Regions from separate parts of the Homo sapiens genome. Here region 1 is linked to region 2. A link is a loop called in an ENCODE intact Hi-C map of the cell type or tissue named here. Cell type or tissue: B cell. All regions are shown on one strand.

Evidence for each region. Peaks named below come from ENCODE experiments on the same cell type or tissue, not always from the same donor. Only the 100,000 strongest peaks of a DNase experiment are listed, where the experiment ranks them.
Region 1: it touches region 2 in a loop (23-fold over the local background); 3 of 110 quality-filtered maps call a loop at or near these places.

Annotation. Positions count from the first base shown.
Region 1 is chr19:52,565,992-52,573,991 of GRCh38, reverse strand. It overlaps ZNF701 (zinc finger protein 701), which reads right to left and starts at 3,705. Exons shown (of 4, transcript NM_018260.3): 1 at 3,662-3,705. It also overlaps a transcript of ZNF808 not described here. RefSeq lists enhancers at 2,668-3,276, 3,437-3,686, 4,496-5,105. In B cell, a CTCF peak has its summit at 3,833 (motif pointing right); a DNase peak (open chromatin) is centred at 3,741; H3K4me3 peaks cover 1,810 bases; H3K27ac peaks cover 1,259 bases.
Region 2 is chr19:52,264,699-52,272,698 of GRCh38, reverse strand. ZNF766 (zinc finger protein 766) reads right to left here and starts at 3,112. Exons shown (of 4, transcript NM_001010851.3): 1 at 3,068-3,112. The coding sequence starts at 3,085. It overlaps LOC124904763 (a long non-coding RNA gene), which reads left to right. Exons shown (of 4, transcript XR_007067331.1): 3 at 726-864; 4 at 2,458-3,455. RefSeq lists enhancers at 2,106-2,175, 2,609-2,903, 2,826-3,371 and a silencer at 3,086-3,315. In B cell, no CTCF peak of the experiment used is centred here; a DNase peak (open chromatin) is centred at 3,148; H3K4me3 peaks cover 2,011 bases; H3K27ac peaks cover 1,697 bases.

The DNA of each region.
Region 1 (8,000 bases), 300 kb before region 2:
CTCTGAAAAAATATGGTCACCTCTGCTGCCCACTGCACCAGGGATAATAAATTTCTATAAGAAAACTCTCGCTTCCCTCCTGGAGAAGCCCTCACACGCTGCAGCAGTGGGGAGCTGGGCTGGAATGAGCTCCCTTTCAGGGCACAGACCCAGCCCTGACCAAATCCCATGCAGAGGCTCGGTGCGGTGGCTCATGCCTGTCATCCCACCGCTCTGGGAAGCCAAGGTGGGTACATCGCTTGAGCTCAGGAGTTTGAGACCAGCCTGGGCAACATGGTGAAACCCCATCTCTACCAAAAATACAAAAACTTAGCCAGGTATGGTGGTGCACGTCTGTGTGTCTCTGGTCCCAGCTACTTAGGAAGCTGAGGGGGAGGATCAGTAGAGCTCAGGAGTTTGAGACCAGCCTGGCCACCATGGTGAAAACCTGTCTGTACTAAAAACACAAAAATTGGGGCTGGGTGCGGTGGTTCATGCCTGTAATACTAGCACTCTGGAAGGCTGAGGTGGGAGGATTACTCAAGTTCAGGAGTTCAACAGCAGCCTGGCCAACATGGTGAAACCCCATATCTACTAAAAATACAAAAAGTAGCTGGGCTTGGTGGGCATTGGTAAGCCCAGCTACTCGGGAGGCTGAGGTTGGAGGATCGCTTGAACCTGGAAGGTGGAGGTTGCAGTGAGCCAAGATCGCACCACTGGACTCCAGCCAGGGCAACAGAGTAAGACTCAAAAATAAAATAAAATACAAATACAAAAATTAGCAGAGTATGGTGGCACACACCTGTAATCTCAGCTACTTGGGAGACTAAGGCACAAGAATTGCTTGAACTCAGGAGACAAAGGTTGCAGTGAGCCAAGATCACAAGACTGCACTCACAGCCTGGAGGACAGAGCGAGACTCTTTGGAAAAAGAAAAAAAGTGTGTTTCTGATGTGACTGACACAGAGATAATAAAACCTGAGTAATGTGATAGAGACTGATGGGCAGAGGGAAATTCAGTTGGGGGTGGGAGGGCATGGGAGACATTTCTGAGCCAGGACCTGAAGGAGAAAGGGACAGTGCTGTGAGCATTTAGAGAAATAGGGTAAGAGCAGTGAAAATGACCTGAGACGGGAAGGGTTTTGATGTTTGGGAAAAGAGAAAAGCAAATGTGACTGGGGCAGAGGGAGTCATGAGATGAGGGCAAGTTCCCAGGAGGAGCCTGGACAGTGGCAGGGGCCCTGGACACAGGGCTGTGGAGTGACAGTGAGGAGTTGGGCTTTTGTCCTGGGGAACACAGGAAGCCCATGGAGGGTTCCCTGCCAGGGACTGACATGATCTGCTTTAGATTTAGCTGTGACATCCTCAGAACGGGGACATTTTCACCGAGTCACGCTGAGAAGGTCTGAGATGAGTGAAAAGATGTAACGGAATTCTTACATGGTGGCCTGGAAGGGATAAAGGAAAGGGTTGGCCTTATCAAAACTATCCTTGAAAATTAGAGAAGCCTCTTTCACATACCTGGGATAAAGAAACTTCCTTTGCAAGTTCTGATGCCACTGATTCCCAACATTTAATTCTTCCTCACAAGAAAATTACAGTAACATTTATAAAATGCAGATGTACAAAGACACAGCTAGTTACCTTCAAAACAGGGAGGCTGAGTGCGGTGGCTCACACCTGTAATCCCAGCACTTTGGGAGGCCGAGGCAGGCGGATCACCTGATGTCGGGAGTTCGAGACCATCCTGACCAACATGGAGAAACCCCATCTCTACTAAAAATACAAAAATTATCTAGATGTTGTGGCACTTGCCTGTAATTCCAGCTACTCAGGAAGGCCGAGGCAGGACAATCGCTTAAAACCGGGAGGTAAAGGTGGTGGTGAGTAGGCCGGGCTCGGTGGCTCATGCCTATAATCCCAGCACTTTGGGAAGCCGAGGTGGGCAGATCACCTGAGGTCAGGAGTTCAAGACCAACCTGACCAATATGGAGAAACCCCATCTCTACTAAAAATACAAAATTAGCCTGGTGTGGTGGCACATGCCTGTAATCCCAGCTACTAGGGAGGCTGAGGCAGGAGACTCGCTTGAACTCGGGAGGTGGAGGTTGCAGTGAGCCGAGATCGCACCATTGCACTCCAGCACGGGCAACAAGAGCGAAACTCCGTCTCAAAAAAAAAACCAAAAAGGGTTGCGGTGACCCAAGATCACACCATTGCACTCCAGCCTGGGCAACAAGAGCGAAAGTGCATCTCAAAACAAACAAGCAAACAAACAAACAAAAAGCAGGGAAAGAGGGTCAGCTGTAGAACTAAGACATAAGCAAACTTTTTCAATCAAGAATGCTTGGGTGGCCAGGTGCGGTGGCTCACGCCTGTAATTCCAACACTTTGGGAGGTCGAGGCGGGTGGATCACCTGAGGTCAGGAGTTCGAGACCAGCCTGGCCAACATGGTGAAACCCCGTCTCTACTAAAAATACAAAAATTACCTGGGCTCCATCCTCACGTCTTATTTAATCTCTTGTTGCTCCTTCTCCCCAATTCTTCGATCGTCCTCAATCTCCATATATTTCCGCCTCTTATCCCATCTCTGCATCTCTGCCGCTCTCCCTGTTAAATTCTCTCTTCTCTGTTTTACCCCCCGTCCCCACTCTCTAGCACCCCAGATCCCCAGGCGTCCTCCCTGCTGTGGTTCTCCCTCTGTTCTCCTTGCCACCAGCACCACTCTGCTCTGTCTGCCCTGGCTCCAAATTCCTCCTCTCTCTCTCTCTCTCTCTCACTCTGATGAGCCTCCCTCTTTGCTGCCCCTCTCTACCTTGCTGTCTGTCCTTCATCTCTCTGTACATCTAGCTTTTCTCTACATTTCTCCAGTTGCTTTTCTCCTCCTGCTTTCTTATCTTTTTTTTTTCACTTTTGCTGTCTCTTGGCAAATCCCTCACCCATCCTCTACTTTGCCATCTGTTATGGGTCTTTCTCATTCTTCTTTTCTCTGTCTCAGGTTTTCTACTACTCTCTGTCTCCTGATCTCTTTAGCCCACACAATCACAGGAGGGTTTGAAGTAAGACGCCTGCATCCCAGAGAGGCTCATTTTTCAGGGGTTGGAGCTAGGCAGGCAAGAACACACCGTGTCACAGGACTGGCCCCTGGCACCTCCCCAACGCTGGCTCAAGGAAAGTGGTGACTGCTAAGGGGAGACTTGGGGTGCAGCAAGGCCCAGCATGAGGCGGGAGGTGGGGTGCGACGACGCCTTCGGTGGGGTCCACAAGATCCCAGCACCAGGCAGAGAACTCGGCCTCCCTGAGACTGGGATCGCGACGTTTGCGCTTCAGGCGCCTAAAGGTTGAGACTGGGAGGCGCCCAGGCGGAAATACACATCTCGGGTGAGGACTTTGAAAAGCGCGGGGAGGGAGGAGTTAAAAAACGGTTTTGAGCACAGAAACTACGCGATAGGAAGTGTATACAGCGCCCTGTAGCAGAAAGACTGGAGACGGGAACAGCCTCAGGGCGACTTTAAACACAAAAGGAAGCGACTTCCGGATTCCCAGGGGAACGTCTGCATTTGCTCTGGTTGAAGGAAGATGGGCGAGAATTTACAGGTCTGTGGTGACCCCACGTCCCAGGTACGGAAGTGCCGGGGATATGGGGAGTGCAGACTTAATACAACACAGAGCAAAACTCACCGCCGCGGTGCGACCTTCACTCCACGGGATCCGCTTCCTGGTCTGCGCGGATGTGTGCGCACAGGACTAAAGCCAGGCCTGGGTGGAGCCAACGAGAAGGTGGGCGGGGCCTGATCGAGGTAGAGGCGGGGCCCCAGGCGGAGAGACCTTGCCCTTTAGAACCGGCAGAGGGCGGGGCCGGGGCGGGACCTGTGCGTCTCTCAGCCTCGCTCCCAGCGACTCTATTTTTCGGGCTTTGGAGGCGAGAGCGGTCAGGAAGGCTGAAGCACGATTCGAAAGCCCTGGAATTGTCTGGAACGGGGATGCAAACAAGAATGTAAAATGCAAAGCCCTGCCTGGGCGGAACGTACAATTTCATGCTGACGGCCCACAGAACAGAACAGAAATCCTCTCCCTTTCTATTCTCCATTCACTCAGGAGGGAGAGTCCACCCTGTGCTCAGCTTCAGAGACTTCCCTAGGGCCTCCGCCTGGGATGCGCGACGGAGTGTTCAGGCCAGGGAGGAGTGAAGTCACCACCTACTGCTTAAACATAGCAGGAATGCGGCCAGGTGGGCGGGAGCCTGAGGGCCAGAGGCGGGAGGATCACTGAGCCTGGGGGTCCAGGCCAGCCTGGGCGACAAAGTAACACACCCTCCCGCAGGGCTCCCCTCATCGTCTCTTTTAATTTTTAAAATAAAATTTTGATTGTGTGAGATAGGGATACAACATTATTCTTTTCCATGTGGATATCCAGTTAATTGTCCCAGCACATTTGTGGAAGAGATCTATTACTTTCTTTTTTTTCTTTTCTTTTTTTTTTTAAGACGGAGTATTTCTCTGTCGCTCAGGCTGGAGTGCAGTGGTGACATCTCGGCTCACTGCAGCCTCTGCCTCCTGGGTTGAAGCGATTCTCCTGCCTCAGCCTCCGGAATAGCTGGCATTACAGGCACAGGCCACCATGCCCGGCTAATTTTTGTATTTTGGGTAGAGACGGGGTTTCACCATGTTGGCCAGGCTGGTCTCGAACTCCTGACTTCAAGTGATCCGCCTGCCTCGGCCTCCTGAAATGCTGGGATTACAGGCGTGAACCACTGTGCCTGGCCCAAGAAATACTCTTCACTTCGCTCTTAAATGTTGAGAAAATACAATTGAAAACTAAAAAAATCTTCCCCTAAATGAGAAATCATCTTCACGACGATAACAGAGAAAGAAATAAAAACTATTTTATTAATAAATAGGCCTTAGACCAGCATGTGATGGGAAATAGAGGACAGTTGAGAGGTTGAAAAGAGAGAAAGAAACTTCACTGTTCTATACAACCCAAATACATGTTTTCAAGATAAACACTGATCAGTCCTCAGGGAAGAGGACTTGACAACACCCTTGGTCACACATAATTCATCCTGGCTCTACTTGGTAATGGAGGTGACCATCTGTGTCAGCTAACTAGCATCATCCTGAGGGAGGGGGAGAAACCCTAACCCATGTATTTTTGGCAAGTGTGAGTTTTACAGCATGGCGGACAGGTGCCCTCTCTGGTGAGGCTCCTACAATCCAACAGAAACTGATGTCAGCAGTAAATAATGAAATTTAGAATACATTATTAATTATAGAGTTTATTTGGACACAAAGCATGAGAATAGCCACCTGGAAACCTCAACTCCAAATGAATGGGGTCAGCGTTCCCAAGTAGAGACATTAACATTTCACACACACAAGGAAATACAGAGAAGCTTTCCCAGAACCACCACATTTTCCATTCAAGTCCAGTGCATAGGCTGCGGCAGCTTGACTGGTGATGGAGTGATACACTTCAAGGAAGGTTACATTATCACTCCATAAGAAGGGACAATGATGCCAGGAGGTCTTATCTCTGGGGCTGCTTAGTTTTCCTAATTATTTACACGAAAACTTTTTAAAATTGATATTAGGAAACTAAATTGTATAGCACATTTTGTTTTGTTTTGTTTTGTTTTGGGAAGGCGTCCTGCTCTGTCGCCCAGGCTGGAATGCAGTGATGTGATCTCGGCTCACTACGACCTCCACGTCCTGGGTTCAAGCAGTTCTCCTGCCTCAGCCTCCCAAATAGCTGAAAATACAGGCGTGCGCCACCATGCCCGGCTAATGGCTTTGTATTTTCAGTAGAGACGGGGTTTCCCCATGTTGGCCAGGCTGGTTTCTAATTCCTGACGTCAGGCGATCCGCCCGCCTCAGCCTCCCAGAGTGCTGGGATTACAGGCCTGAGCCTGCATGCCTGGCCAGGAAAACTTGTAGAAGTTGCGCCTGCATGCCACCGGACTCAGGTTGCATGACCACGTTCCTCTCAAGGTTCCGAATTATTTAAAAGTCTGTAGCTTTAAATTTGAAATAGCTGATGTTTGAAATATTTAATTTCCTACTGACTTACAGGTACTATCTCCCTTGTTGCTTGCCTTTCAAGAAGAGATTCTAAGTCCTTCAGAAGTACATCTCTGGGTTATTATGCTGAAAAAAGGTTTAATTACTTTCTAAAATATTCTACTTCAGGCCGGGCGCGGTGGCTCAAGCCTGTAATCCCAGCCCTTTGGTAGGCTGAGGACGGCGGATGGCCTGAGGTCGGGAGTTCGAGACCAGCCTGACCAATATAGAGAAACCCCGTCTCTACTACAAATATAAAAATTAGCCTGGAGTGGTGGCATGAGCCTGTAGTCCCAGCTACTCCGGAGGCTGAGGCAGGAGAATCGCTTGAGCCCAGAAAATGGAAGCTGTGGTGAGCCATGATCATGACATTGTACTCCAGCCCAGGGAACTAGAGTGAAACTCAGTCTCAAAAACAAAATAATAATAATAATAATAATAATAATAATAATAATAATAATAATAAAAAATACAGCTGGACAAGGTGTCTCAAGCCTGAGCGAGACTCCGTCTTAAAAAAAAAAAGAAAAAAAAAAGAAAACTACCAGTTACACAGTAGGGCGACCTCAAAAACAAAGGGAACTGCCTTCTCTTAAAGTTTCTCTTACATAGGTGCTTAGGTAAAAACTAAGGTATGTCTACCTGCCAGTGGGCTGACAGTGTAACAAAACTTATTACTTTGTTGATTTAAAGCTATCCTTGGCCGGTTGCATTGGCTCCCGCCTGTAATTCTGGCACTTTGGAAGGCCGACGTGGGGGCATCACCTGAGATCAGGGGTTCGAGACCAGCCTTGCGAACGTGATGAAACCCCGTCTCTACTGAAAATTCAACGATTAGCCGGGGGTGGTGGTGCATGCCTGTAATCCTAGCTACTCAGGAGGCTGAGGCAGGAGAATCGCTTGAACCCGGAAGGTGGAAGTTGCAATGAGCCGAGATTGTCCTATTGCACTCCAGCCTGGATGACAAAAGTGAAGCTCCATCAAAAAAAAAAAAACACCTATCCTTGGTATTTTAGTGTGCAAGTACGTGAAAGCATGACTGTAATTAGCTTAGAAGCATACATTGTCATGGGATATTGGGTCATCTGGACATTGTGTTTATGTAGGAGTTTGTCCTTGCAGGTATGATTAAGCTGCTTTTCTTAACTGTAAACATCTTAAGACCATGAGTCATGCGTGAGCAGTAAGGAATGTATGTTGCTAGTTTTAATGGACTTGAACTTTGTCACCCTAGCTCCCCTAGGATCCTGTTTAACAGTTTATCCACTTATGCACCAGAGTCCTAAGCACAATTATGGAGACACCATCCTTTTGTAATGTATCTGACAGACTGAGCTTCTGCCCCAAGAACATAGTAATAGCAATACTAAGTGAAATATTATAAAGTTTTGTGTATCTATGTAATTATCTATTATTTGCGTTTTAAATTAGCTAAAGTTATATAGAATGGGTTTTTATTTCAATCTAATACTAGAAATATATCTTTTGGCCCAGCATAGTGGCGCATACCTGTAATCTCAGCACTTTGGGAGGCTGAGGCAGGTGGATCACCTGAGGTCAGGAATTCAAGACCAGCCTGACTAACATAATGAAACCCAGTCTCTACTAAATACAAAAGAATTAGCCGGGCATGGTGATGCATGCCTGTAATCTGAGCTACTTGGGGTGCTGAGACAGGAGAATCCGTAGTACCTGGGAGGCAGAGGTTTCAGTGATCCGAGATCGCACCATTGCACTCCAGCCTGGGCAACAAGATTGAAACTCCGTCTCAAAAAACAAAACAAAACAAACTATATATATATATATAAAATCTTTCACAAATGGACTCTAATCCCACAAAGTTGTAAAGCATTTCCCTATGGTGAATAAATATGAAGGAGTTGAGATTTTGGAACTGATTTGTGCTTTCCATTATACTCATTTTTTCCTTATTCTATCTTGATCTTTTCTGTGTTCATGAG
Region 2 (8,000 bases):
AAGAGTTTTGAGATCCAAGCCTATTCAACATAGGGAAACCCAGTCTGTACTAAAAAATAAAAAAATTACTCAGGTGTGGTGGTATGCACCTAGAGTCCCAGCTACTTGGGAGGCTGAGGCAGGAGGACCTCCTGAGCCCGGGAGTTCAAGGCTGCAGGGAGCTATGATTGCACCACTGCACTCCAGTCTGGGTGACAGACTGAGACCGTGTCTTAAAAACAAAAACAAAAATGAAAAAGACCTAAATCATGGGACACTCCCACATTCAGAGAAGACAGCTTCAGGAGACACCAGCAGAGGAAACTGGTAACACAAAAATCTGAAACAAAGTAATTAAACTTAGAGATGTCTTCAAAGCTAAGAAAAAAGAACAGGGAATGATCAGCTGTGCAACATGTTGCTAAGACGAAAAGATGAGGATAGGAAATTCAAAATTGGACTTCGAAACACAGAGATCACTGGTACCTCTGGGAAAAAAGGATCAAAGGAATGGTGGAGGTGAAAGCTTAATTGGAAGGGGGTAAATCAAGAACTGGAGGCAAGACTGAAGACAGAAATATAAACAAGATTTTAGTGTACTGTGTTCTCAAATGGAGCGTTGAAGAGGGGTACTCACTACAGGGAGAGATGTAATTAATAGAATATTTTTTATTTTAATCATGGAGGAGTGGCAAGAAAATGAAGGCTTCATCTGTGCTTTTTTTTTTTTTTTTTTTTTGAGACAGTCTCACTCTTGTCACCCAGGCTGGAGTGCGGTGGCATGATCTCAGCTCACTACAACCTCCATCTCGGCTCACTGCAACCTCCACCTCCTGGGTTCAAGTGACTCTCCTGCCTCAGCCTCCGGAGTAACTGGGAATACAGGTACGTGTCACCACACCCAGCTAATTTTTGTATTTTTAGTAGACATGGGGTTTCACCGTGCTGGCCAGGCTGGTCTGGAACTCCTGGCCATAAGTGATCCACCCGCCTTGGCCTCCCAAAGTGCTGGGATTACAGGCGTGAGCCATCGCACCCAGCCAGTGTGTCTGTGTGTGTTTTCATGGACAATACCTCCATGTGGGTGCACTAACCAAAGTAATCCCTTGAAGTAAATATTGGTGATGCCAGAGGAAGGATGTCACACTGTCCTGAGACTGTGAGTAGGGCTGGCACCTGGTGCACAATCGCAGGGTCAGCAACAGCCAGGGGGAGGGACAGACCATTCCCAGTTACTACTGAGTAGAGATCACAGGCCCTGAGACAGGTGGGTGGGCCGGTTGGAGATCTCTTCCCTTTACTGGTTGAGATGGAAATGTGCACGTGTTTTTCCGCATACTGACCAGTTCTCTGGCACACTCCCAGCTGGATGACCCACAATTTAACTCAATTTTGATAGTATCTACCTGGAGATAGAATCAGATCCCAGTTAAGGACTCAGTCCCACAAGACTGCCCCTCACCTCAGATATGGATAAAATTAACGGTTTCCAAAACACACTCCTCTATTTTGATTTGCTAGGATGGCTCTTCCACCTGTATCCTTTGTAATAACCTTTATAACTGATAGTAAACCTAAGTAAAATTTTCTCTGAGTTCTGGGAACCATTCCAGCAAATTAATAAAATGTGAGGAGGCCGGGCAAGGTGGCTCAAGCCTGTTATCCCAGCACTATGGGAGGCCGAGGTGGGCAGATCACCTGAGGTCTCAGGAGTTCACGACCCGTCAGGCCAACACGGTGAAACCCTGTCTCTACTAAAAATACAAAATTGGCCAGGCGAGCTGGCGGGCGCCTGTAGTCCCAGCTACTCGGGTGGCTGAGGCAGGAGAATCGCTTGAACTCAGGAGGCTAAGGTTGCAGTGAGCCGAGATTTTGAGCCCCTCTCCTCTCCCGCAGTTTCTCCCCTTCTTCCCTCTATTCCTTCTTTTCCACTTCATCTGCTCCATCTTGCAATTTTTTTCCTCTTGTTGCTCTTTCTCTCCAATCTTTTGATTGTCTCCAATCTCCATATATTTCTGCCTCTTTCTTCTCCCATCTGTGCTCCTCCTGTTAAATTCCCTCTTCTCTGTCACGCCCCCTTGTCCCTACTGTCTGGCAACCCCAGATCTCTGGGGTGGTTCTCCCTTTGCCCTCCTTGTCACCGGCTGCCCCCTCTTGCTGTGCCAGCACCACGCTGCTCGGTCTGCCCTGGCTCCAAATCCCTCCTCCTCTCCCCAACTTTGTCTGAGGAGCCTCCCGCTTTGCTGCCCCTCTCCCTACCTTGCTGTCCTTCATCTGTCTAGAAATAGAACTTTTCTCTACATTTCTCGAGTTGCTTTTCTCTCCCTGCTACTTCCTGGGGTGCTTCTTTCACTTTGCAAATCTCTCACCCTCCCTCTGCGTTGCCGTCTTGTTATGGATCTTCCTCATTATTTTCTCTCTAAATTTTTCTGTTTCCTCTACCTCGCTCTCCATCTCTCTTTCACTTCACATTCACAGGGAGGGGACTGGAATAAAATACCCACCTCCTCAAGAGCACAGTTTCCAATGGGAGGAATTTGGGACGGAAGAACACTGGGTGCCCTGAGATAGGTCCCGGCCACCTCCCCCAACACAGGATCCGGAGAAGCCGTGACTGCGAAAAGGCCTGGGGACAGAAGGGAACGGCCCAAGGAGGACTACGGCGGCAGGCAGATCAGGGGTGGGGTCTGCAGAATCCCCAGACCAGGCAGAGGACGCGGCCCCTCCCGAATGGCGGCTGCGGCGCTGCGCCCCAGGGGCCGACAAGGACGAGGCTTGGGACCCGGAGGGCGTGGATCCGCCTCGCAGGCGGGGACTTTACGTGGCGCGGGGCTGGCGGAGGGGTCACTGAAGGGTTTTAAGCAGGAAAACGGCGCGAAAGCAGCTGCCTACGCAGCCCTACGGCAGAACGACCGGAGACAGAACCAGCCCTAGGGCGATTTTAACACTCTGACGGGACGCATGAATTTACTCGGGGTGGAGAGAGCGGTGCGGGGATTTCAAGGTCTGTACCGCCCCCCACATCCCGGGTACAGAAGCGTGAGGGCACCGCTAAGCGAACACTTAATCTAAACAAAGGAAAACTCACGCGCCGCAGTTGCGCCATATCTCCACGCCATCCACTTCCGGGTCTGCAGGCGGCTGCGCGCGAACGGAGAGGCCGGGCCGGGGCGTGGCCAGCGACGTGGCGGGCGGGGCCTGAATACTTATTGGACGGGGCCTGCACTTCCCTCCTCCTATCTCTGGGCGTGTCTCGGTTTTCCGCGTTTTGCAAGCCACACTTGCCAGTCAGGCTGGAGCCGCTCCACGGTTTGTGACCTGGGATCTCACTAGGAGGGTCAACGTCTGTTGTTTGGATCCAGGAAAGTTCCCACAATTAAAATTAAGGAATTCAATTAAAATTTAGAAATTTAATTGAAAATCCCTTAAATTGTCTGTGAAAGGAATGCAAACTAAAATACAATATGCAAACTCAACCTGTGCAGAATGTGTAATTTCACGCTGACGCCCCACAGAATAGCATAGAAATCCTCTCCATTTCTATTCCCCATTCACTCTGGAGTAGAGAGTTCCAAAGAGTTTCCTGGGCCACATCTGGGGCGTGGAGTGCTAAGGCCGGTGAGAAGTCAGGTCACCAGCTATTGCTTTTAAAAAAGCAATAGAGGCCGGGCACGGTTGCTCACGCCTGTAATCCCAGCACTTTGGGAGGCCGAGGCGGTCGTATCACTGGAGGTCAGGAGTTCGACACCAGCCTGACCAAAATGGAGAAACCCCGTCTCTACTAAAAATACAAAAATTAGCCGGGCGTGATGGCACACGCCTATAATCCCAGCTACTTGGGAGGCTGAGGCTTAGGTCAATATTTTCTAAAAATACTGTAATTTCAGATTCACTTTAGGTGCATTCTGAAAGTAATAAGTAAACATACTTTTTATTTTAAAAATTATAATCTCTTAAATCTTGTTTGTTTTCTCTTCTTCAATGTACTGGCCCCTGTAGATAACAAAGCCCTTAAAATAGTCTTCAGAAGACAATTGTATTTATTGATCTAAAGAATAACTCTGCAGTAATTCTAAGTGTATTTGGTAGGCCGATTATTCTTTTATAGAACCCTGATAGAAGTAAAACTAGATTATCAAATTTTAAATAGCCTTACGTCTGCCGGCAATAATTTTATGGCAATATTTTTGAATTAACAGGTACTAATAAGTATGCTTTTCTCTGATATCTCACCCCCCCAACTTTTTTTTTCTTAAGACAGAGTCTAACTCTGTCATCCAAGCTGGAGTGCAATGGCACGATCTCAGCTCACTGCAACCTCCACCTCCTGGGTTCAAGCAATTCTCCTGCCTCAGGCTCTCGAGTAGCTGGGATTACAGGCGCGTGCCACCACGCCTGGCTAATTTTTGGATTTTTAGTAGAGATGGGGTTTTGCCATGTTGGCCAGGGTGGTCTCAAACTCCTGACCTCAGGTGATCATCTGCCCACCTTGGCCTGCAGAGTGCTGGGATTACAGGCGTGAGCCACCGCACCCGGCCTTATATCCCTATTTTTGGATCCCTTCATCCATCTTGAAGTATGATCATGTTTAGATATGAAAATGAACATATTTAAAATATTAGCAGGTTAAAATGAGGATATAGTGATATGTCACAAAGATGGATACGAGATGACATATCAGCATTTTTTATTTTTATTTTTTTCAGTTGGAGTCTCGCTCTGTTGCCCAGGCTGGTGTGCTGTGGCATGGCCTCCACTCACTGCAACCTCTGCCTCCCGGGTTCAAGCAATTCTCCTGCCTCAGCCTCCCGAGTAGCTGAGATTACAGGCGCCTGCCACCATGCCCAGCTAATTTTTTGTATTTTTAGTAGAGACGGGGTTTCACCATGTTGGCCAGGCTGGTCTCGAACTCCCGACTTCGTGATCCGCCCACCTTGGCCTCCCAAAGCACTGGGATTACAGGCGCGAGCCACCGCACCCGGCCCATATCAGCATATTTTACTTCGATTATTATTATTATTTTTTAGAGACAGGGTCTAACTGTGTTTTCCAGGCTGCATATGTACTCCTGGGCTCAAGACATCCTCTTGCCTCAGCCACTTAAGTAGCTAGGACTCCAGGCACACTCCATGGTGGCCTAGGTCAGCATTATTTTTTGAAGATGCAGTATCTGGGATAGATTTTGGGATCTGTACAAGATAGATGTCTATATTACACAATATTGCTAAATAGCTATGTTGCCACGAAACAACTTTTAGCATTGACTTTTATGATCTGAAGCAAAGAAATGAGTTGATTGCAGAGCTTTTCATGAAACTAAAAAGTAGAGGATAAGCTGATTATAGCTTAAAGTTATAAACCCATTATGTATATGGGGAGTTTGTTGCTTCTAAAATTTTCAAGGGATCAGCATGGACATTTTTGGTTTTTGTTTTTTTTTGACAGGATCTCGCTCTGTCACCCAGGCTGGAGTGCAGTGGCACAATCTCGGCTCACTGCAACCTCCGCCTCCCAGGTTCAAGTGATTCTCCTGCCTCAGCCTTCTGAGTAGCTGGGATTACAGGCGCGTGCCACCACACTCAGCTAAGTTTTTGTATTTTTAGCAGAGATAGGGTTTCACCATGTTGACCAGGCTGGTCCCAAACTCCTGACCTCAAGTGATCCTCCTACCTCGGCCTCCCAAAGTGGGATTACAGGTGTGAGCCACTGCACCTGGCCAACAATTTTATTGATGAATAAACATTTAACAGGAATATCATACGCAATAGAGGCAATCCGTTAGGAGATAGGAAAAAGAATAATTTCTATACAACCCATTATAGACTGGTTTTTGAGATAAGCACTGATTAGCCTCAAAAACTTGATTGCGCTATTGCTTATACATTGTTCATCCTGACCTTACATGGTAATTGGGGAGACCATCTATGTTAGCCAATTAGCTTTATTCAGAAGCAGGGGGGAAAACCCTAACTTATATGTTTACAACAGGTGGTAGTTTTACAAAATGGAGCCAGGTACCCACTGTAGATAGGCTCCTACCAACCCACAGAAACAGAGAGATACAGGTGCTATCTCTAGTGATGTTGACATTTGAAAGAGATGTCTCCCAAGTCCTTGAGAAAGATATCCCTAGGTCATTATGCTGACAAAAGGTTTATTTAGTTTCTAAAAATAAACATTTCGGGAGAAAGTACTCACAAGTTTTCTAAGGTAAATATTCTGACAAAAAGAGGAGGAAGAGAAATGCCTTGCCATATTTTCAAAGGAGGAATGCAGGCTCTCATTTTTATTTCGTATTTATCCCTATAAGGCATGCATAGAATATTCACCAGTGACCTTAATATTGGCCAAAAGAAAATTTCAGCTAATTCAAAAAATTAGGCAGGGCACTGTGGCTCACGCCTGTAATCCCATACTTTGGGAGGCCAAGGCAGGTGGATCACCTGAGGTCAGGAGTTCAAGACCACCATGGTGAAACCCCATCTCTACAAAAAATACAAAAATTAGCCAGGCGTGGTGGCGTGCGCCTGTAATCCCAGCTACTAGGGAGGCTGAGGCAGGAGAATCCCTTGAACCCAGGAGGCAGAGGTTGCAGTGAGCTGAGAACATACCATTGCACCCCAGCCTGGGCGACAGAATGGGATTCTGTCTCAAAAAAAAAAAGAAAAAAGAAAAAAGAAAATGACAGGAAATATTAAGTGTGGCAAGGTTGTGAATAAACCAAGAACTCATGCGCTGCTGGTGGGTGCTGAAATGGATACAAACATTTTGGAAAACTGTTTGGTAGCAGCTACATAAGCCTACCAGATGTCAATTTATGCTTCAATAATTTCACTTCTATGAATTTATCCATCACAAATTCATATATATATCAACAAAAGATAAGTTACATAGTTTATATAGGTAGGACTATTCATTGCTCATAAAAGCCACAAACTCAAAATTACCACATGGCCTTTAACAATAGTATGACTCAACCGGGCGCGGTGGCTCATGCCTGTAATCTCAGCACTTTGGGAGGCCAAGGTGGGCGGATCACTTGAGGTCAGGAGTTCGACACCAGCCTGGCCAACATGGTGAAAACCCATCTCTACCAAAAACACACAAAAAAATTAGCTGGGTGTTGTGGCGGGTGCCTGTAATCCCAGCTACTCAGGAGGCTGAGGCAGGAGAATCACTTGAACCCGGGAGGCGGAGGTTGCAGTGAGCCGAGATCACGCCATTGCCCTTCAGCATGGGTGACAAGAGCAAGACTCTATCTCAAAAACAAACAAACAAAAGTAAAAAACAAACAAAAAAATAGTATGACTCGATCATCTGATTATTCATACAATGGAATCATAGGAAGCAATGCTAATGAGTACCATTAATAGAATGCAATAATTAAGGTATGGTCACACACAAAAATTCTAATGGAATAGATATAAAAGCTAAATATAAAAGAATTCATGTTGATTCCATTTATATAAAGTAGCAAACAGGCCAAAATAATTTAATCCTTTAAATACTGGAAGAGATGTAAACCAAAATCTCAAGAGTTACACTCCTGCAAATAGAAACAACAGAATTATACTGTTGTAGGTAGTGACTTAGAGTGCAAAGAAGGAGCTTCTTGTGAACTCTTGTGAACAGAACAGTGTTCTGTTTTTGTATCTATGTATTACATAAAGAGCTATGTTTGTTTGCAAAATTCCAATGAGCTGTGATTTATAACCTGTGATGGCTCTTTAATTTGATAAAAATACATAAGACCAAAAGGAGTTAAAATAATTTTGGTGGGGGTAGGGAATATTGGTGCTAAGGTCATGAATGAGCTTCCACTTGTGTCTGTACAGGAGAAAACTTATAGAGCCACAGGCACAGATTAAGAAACACAGGAAATATTAGGGAATAATAACAATGTTGTAGATATTGACCCTCTGATTTGATTTTGTCATGAATACAGCAGAAAAGTATCCTATCTTGTTTTCTTTGTGATGTTTTTGCTGCTATATCTGGCAATTATAAACATGGGAAAAATC